Linked DNA regions of Mus musculus: region 2 is linked to region 1. The links are chromatin contacts, found by Hi-C or POLR2A ChIA-PET in ENCODE. All regions are on one chromosome and are shown on one strand. The core of a region is the stretch at or near the end of the contact, and the rest is flanking DNA. Distances in the headings are between cores, read along the strand shown.

Region 1 (2,743 bases), core at 141-2,640:
TAGCTACATAGGTCTTATTCAGATCTCTGTATTATTATTGTGTGTGTGTTCATGCCACAGGACATGTGACGGCCAGAGGGGAGCTTTCCAGAGTCAGTTCTCTCCTTCTACAGTGGGGTCCAGGGATGACATGGAACTCGGGCCCTCAGTTTTGTTTGGCACAAGCTTTTATGTGACGAGCCTGCTAGCCTCTGATGTAATAAACAACGAAAAGGACAAAACAAACAAACAAACAAACAAACAAAAACTGGCTCTAAATACAGAGTAGTTTAAAAAAAAATCACAAAACATGCTTTAAAGTAAGGATCTGCAAAATATGCACCAAAAAGTTAATTCATAAAAATGTCTTGTTTTGCATGAAAGCAATTTGCAGACTGCATCTGCTTTCTCCGAGAACTCCTAAAGTTTTTCAGTTACTGGGTTTTTAGAGACTAAGGAAAATTATAACCTGGCATGGCTAAATAATTGCAAAGGCCAAAACACTGAAAACTGAAAACGTATACCTCCGTCCTGGCTCAGCCATTAGGAGCACTTTCTGCTCTTGCAGAGGACACAGCTTAGCACCCACAGCCCACAACTCCCAACTGCGTGTAACTCCCGTTCCAGGAGATCTGATGCCCTCTTCTGGTTTCTGCGGGCACTGCATGCACACACGCAGCCAAAGCACTCAAAACACATTTAAAAAAAAAAAAAAAAAAAAAAAAAACCCAAAACGTAATACCTCGACATAAAACAAAACCTTTTACCTCAAATATATATGTTTTATGAGGAATGTAGCAGTTTGTCTGTTATTGGGTGCAGGGTGGAAATGTAGCTCCGAGTGCTTGCCTAGCCTACACGAAGCCCTGGGTTCCATCCTCGGGCAGAAAGAAACCCCAGCCCTCGGGAGCTGGAGGCAGAGTGTCAAGTTCAAGGTCACTCTCGGCTATTTTGCGAGTTCGAAACCAGCCAGGGCTGCATGAGCGCTGCCTAGAAACCGATTAAACAGACTGATGGCTTCTCTCTCCTTGCTTCAGCCCCACTGATCTGAGGGTGCTGAGACCCACGGAGGTCCCCGCGCGTGTGCAACTCGGAGAAGCCCCAAGAGAGCGGCCGCCTGCGAGGGCCTTGATGCCACCAGCTTTGATTACGCGAATACCCAAGGCGGCACCGCCCCACCCCAGCCACCGCGACTTTGACTCAAGTCTCATTAACTGTTTGCCAACAAAGACCGGCCACGAGCGAGGGGGAGGAGCCCGGGAGGCGTGTATCGCGAGAAGTGTCCGCCCTAATGGTGTGACAGGCAACGGCGTGCGGCAGCTCCTGCCCGGACCGCGAAGGAGGAGCCAGAGCCGGAGGACGGGCTGGACCTTTGGGTGAATCTCGCGAGATTTCATCGCGCTACCTCGAGCTCTTCCTGGCAGCCGCCGGAAGTGCGAGCCGCTGAGTGTCCGAGTCGCTCGCTCTGAGGTTCTCCTGCGACTCTGGGCCCGCGTTCCTGTCGCCGCCTCCAGGGCTCGCGCGTCTGGTCGCCTCCCCAGGGTCGGAAATGATGGGGGACCCCAAGGAAGCAGGAGCCGAGGCTTCTCCTTCAGGGGCGGCCGCCCGAGGAGGGCTCAGCCTCCTGTCCCAGGCGGACTCCGAGGAGCCTTCTGCACAGGTGAGAGGCGGCGGCGGCGGAGCGCGACCTGCAGGGGCTTGGGGGGTTTGCGGGCCTGGGAGGGGGACGTGGGGCTTCTGGAACTTTCTTCCACGCCTCCTTAGCACCTCTAGTACGGAATGAATCACCAGGCGAGCCTGTCGTCGGGTGTGCAGGCAGGCGTTTGCTTGCAATGCGCAACACCCCTGGCTTCGCACTCGGCGCCAGTGGACGGGCTATAGAGTGTGTGTGTGTCACAGCCCGCCGAAGGCAGGCAGAGGAGAGAGGGACGGACCCAGGGAGGGCACAGAGAATTTGCAACGCCTGGAAGGGTTCTCGAAGGAGAGTCGAACAGCGGGTCCAGACATTGAGCATGCCCGGGTGGGTGTAGGGTCAGCTACGGAGCTAATGTAGAATGGGATGCGATGAGCTTACCGATCAATCGCTGTGTGTTTGGTAAAAATAAACACGTCCTGCAAATGACGTTTGTCATTGACTTATGCTACTTAAAAATATTCCATTAGAACCGTACAGAAGTCTTGCTCGTTTTACATGCGGTTGACAGGACACAGTTGAGCGCACTTAGTTTCTGAGTCTACATTTTTCTGTGACTCATCGTACCGGGTTGAGTCTTGGCTGGTGTGGAACTGGTTATGCAGACCGGGCAGTCAAGCTGGACGTAGACCTTGCACTGGCCCTTGTGCCTCTGCCTCCAGAGTGCTTGAAGCTTGTGTTTGCAACTACTATGCCCAGATTTTTAAAAAGCAGGTTGGTTGGCCCCTGTCCACTTCTTGATTGATCCTTTTTTTTTTTTTTTTTTTTTTTAGTTTCGTGAAAAACAGCTAAGTAAGCGTAATTTAAGCTTGTTTATTAAGTGTTAGAGCTGACACGCAGCTGAGGCTCCTTGTGAATCCTGATTTGGTGGGTTCTTAATTCATTTTTATGAAAGTGAGATTGTCGTTCCTGGCAGTGTTCATTAAAGCTTCATTCCATATGTTATTTAGGGATCGGCCTTATTTCTTGGAGGCAACGAAGTGAAAAGCAGAGCTGTGGTAAAATACTCTTCTGCCCCTCCTCGAACAGCGTTTGCACGTCTCGAAGAAAAAACAGACTTGAAACTCCCAC
Region 2 (2,964 bases), core at 366-2,865, 620 kb before region 1:
ACGGCTCCACGGGGGCTGCTCCAGGTTTCCGCAGGAGCTGGGGGCTGCCGTGCGGGCTGGGCAGCGGAGAGGCGGTCATGCTGCGTTCCCTCTTAAGCAGTTCCATGGGCACCGTGTACGAGGTGGAGTAGGCAGTTCTGGGATTTGAGTGAAGGGGAGCAGAGGGGCCTGGGTTAGCAGTCAAGGCTACCCCAGCTTGTGAAGGATATGAGGAGGCCAGCCGTGCTGTTAGGGCACAGGGGGTAGGAGAGCTATATCCAGAGTTGGAGGGTAAGTGGGGGGTTTGGGACCCCACCACTGGGGTGGAATAAGTAGCTGCTGTCTCCAAGAGGTGCTGGGAAGGTGCACTGGAGGGGCGGCGACCTAGATCTCCAGCTCGGGGAGAGGGTGTCTGCAAAGGTCCAGCAGGGTGAAACTGCAGGGCTGTGGTACCCAGTGAGGCCATGTCATTGGGCAGCAGCTCACTTCGGTGGCTGAAGCTACTGGACCTATTGCGGGGTAGAGGGCCCGTCCGGTCCTGTCTCCGAAACTGCATCTCTGTCCTGCAGCTGCTGGCTAGGCGGCTTAGGACTCGGGCCTGGCCCAGGTTGGGTGCAACAGACTTGATGTCAGCATCCTCCAGGGTGGCCAAGACAGCTGGGGAGTCAAAGCCTTGCTGTAACAGGGCTGCTAGGGTGGCCTCTGCCACACCCTCTGCCCTCAGCAGGGCCAAAAACTCAGGGTACATGGTCCTCTTGCCCCCAGGTCCTTGGAATGTAGACAAGTCAGCTTCGTAATTCTCATAAGCCAGCTTTGAATGGATGCTTTCTCGGGTAGGCCCATAGCCTCTATTCAGGGAACCCGGGGCCACCCCCGTGCTGTTCTCAGTAGGGACAGCTGAGCTGGGGTCCACAACCAGGCATGTTGGGGCCACCTGTCTGGCAGGGGTTGAGTCAACAGGTCTTTCGCAGATATCGTTGTAGACCTGACTGGAGTTGGGGGAATAGGTAGGTACCTCTATCCCTAATCTGGTATCAGGCTGTTCCCTTCCATACCTCCCAGGAGATGGAGCCCTGCCGTGTGTCCGCTGGCCATGCGGGACAGTTTTACCCCCAGATTCCGGGTACAGGTGGCCAGTGTCCTGCAGAGCAGGTAACTGGCCTTGTACCTGCTCCCATGGCATTCTGCTGCCAAGCATTCCGTAGCTGGGCACCGGCCGGCTGGTTCCTGGGTCCCGATAGAAGGGAGGCTCCTTGGGTACCCTGGTGCCCCTGGATGGGTCGCCATAGTAGTCTTGTGGCAGCACGGAGCCACGGCCAGACATCACTGCCTGCCTGCTGTCGTAGAAGGTGAAGTCAGGCACGGAGCCCTTTCTTGATGCCAGTGAGTTATAAAAAGCTTCCCGGGACAGGTAGGACTCAGTATCCTGGGCACGATGGTTTAGCAGCTCGCACCAGGTCCCTTCTCCAGGGCCATACGTCAGAGAACTTCTCCTCCCTGGAGGTCCAGCATTCTCCCAAGGGCCCTCATACCAGCCAGCAGCATCCCAGCTCTGAGAACGGCCAATATTGATGTGCCTGCTGGGAACCGGCATTGGCAGAGCAAATGACTACAGCAAAGGCAGGGAGGAAGCCTTTCTTTATAAATCTTCAATTACATACATCCAAACCAGACCTGGCCACACGCGAGCCCTTCCGAGACGGCAGGAACAAACAACTGGGGGTTTCTGTTTCAAGGCACGACCTAAATTATTAATCCTCTGAAACCTTAGTAGGCAAAAAGCAGACTCACGGTAACTTTGCCTCACTCCCCAATGGTAGCCCGCAAGGTCTGTCCTGTGTGCTTCTAAGCCCAGGCAGGAGGCTGTGCTCCAGCCTGCTGGGCCCCCTTTCCAGTGGCTGTGCTCACATGGCCCCCTCAGCTCTTGCAGCGTGAGGATTAGGAGCTAAATAAAACCCCTAAAGCTTTTGTTCCATGTGACATCTCGGACTGATGAAGCTGGCTGCTTGCTTTAGCCAGGCCTTACAGGCAGCTGGAATGATCCCACATGGCTTTGCCCCGGAGTCTGATCCCTCCCCCCACCCCATCCTTGCCTGGGTCTCTCTCATCCCTCTTGGGGGAGCCTCTGACCAGTGTCCTCTTCACTAAGTGCAAGAGAAGCAAACTGGAACTACTTAGCTGTCCATCCAGTCCTAATCCCTCTGCGAGAGACATTACATTAATCTAGCAGCACACAGCTACAACAGATCAAATGGAGAGCCCCCGGGACCGATTCCAGAATGGGAGGTATTCTGGGAGGCAGGGACTCTGTCCAACCCTGGAACCTGACTTCCAGGATTCTGGTTATAGATCAAATAGGTTATATAGCCCAAACCCAAATTCTCTCTACCTTTAAATGGTAAGATTCTTTCATACCACAGAGAAAAAGACAAAGTATGGGTTAGGACCTGGAATTCTCACTGTAAGACAACAACAGGGATTGGGCTGAGTAGTGGGTTGGCCACCAGGGAAGAAAAACAGGAACTCTTGTGTCTCCCATCTCAGTCTGTGCGGCACGTACAAAGCTCCCTCTTGACACCATTGTGTTAACAGATTTCACAAAATAAACTGAGGGGGTAATCAAGAAGTATATTTAAATGAGTTCATGTAGCTAACTGTACACAGCCACAAGACCAAAAAGTTCTCGCAACTAGACAAATGCTAGCCATTTAAAAGGAAAACAAGAAATGAAAAACAAATATGAGAAATATGGAAACTTACTTTGAGGTGGAAATTTAGATAACAGTACCATTTCTATTAAGTAGGTTTATGGTCTTTCCATCCTTTCACCATGCCCATGCCCAGTCCCCAATATCCAACACAAATTCCAGGAGAAGAGCTGTGTCACACTCCTCCCTAAAGGGTCCTGATCCAGCCAAACCAGCCTTCAAGAAGCCACAGATGTCACCTTCCCAGTGTGGCTGTGACCAAGGCTGGACCACTGTG

Evidence for each region. A loop is a pair of places that touch in the nucleus more often than their neighbours do. ChIA-PET counts read pairs that join two places held with the same protein, here RNA polymerase II (POLR2A).
Region 2: a map of left cerebral cortex shows a loop between it and region 1 (4-fold over the local background). The contact joins the promoter of Ctbp2 here to the promoter of Edrf1 in region 1. A Hi-C loop is called at or near these places in 1 of 37 maps with a recorded cell type or tissue (left cerebral cortex). POLR2A ChIA-PET finds 5 or more read pairs at or near these places in 2 of 5 experiments (Patski and embryonic stem cell).

What each region holds. Positions count from the first base shown.
Region 1 is chr7:133,636,285-133,639,027 of GRCm38, forward strand. It overlaps Edrf1 (erythroid differentiation regulatory factor 1), which reads left to right and starts at 1,391. Exons shown (of 25, transcript NM_178115.4): 1 at 1,391-1,639; 2 at 2,623-2,743. The coding sequence starts at 1,529.
Region 2 is chr7:133,013,632-133,016,595 of GRCm38, forward strand. Ctbp2 (C-terminal binding protein 2) reads right to left here and starts at 1,616. Exons shown (of 9, transcript NM_001170744.1): 1 at 1-1,616. The coding sequence starts at 1,573.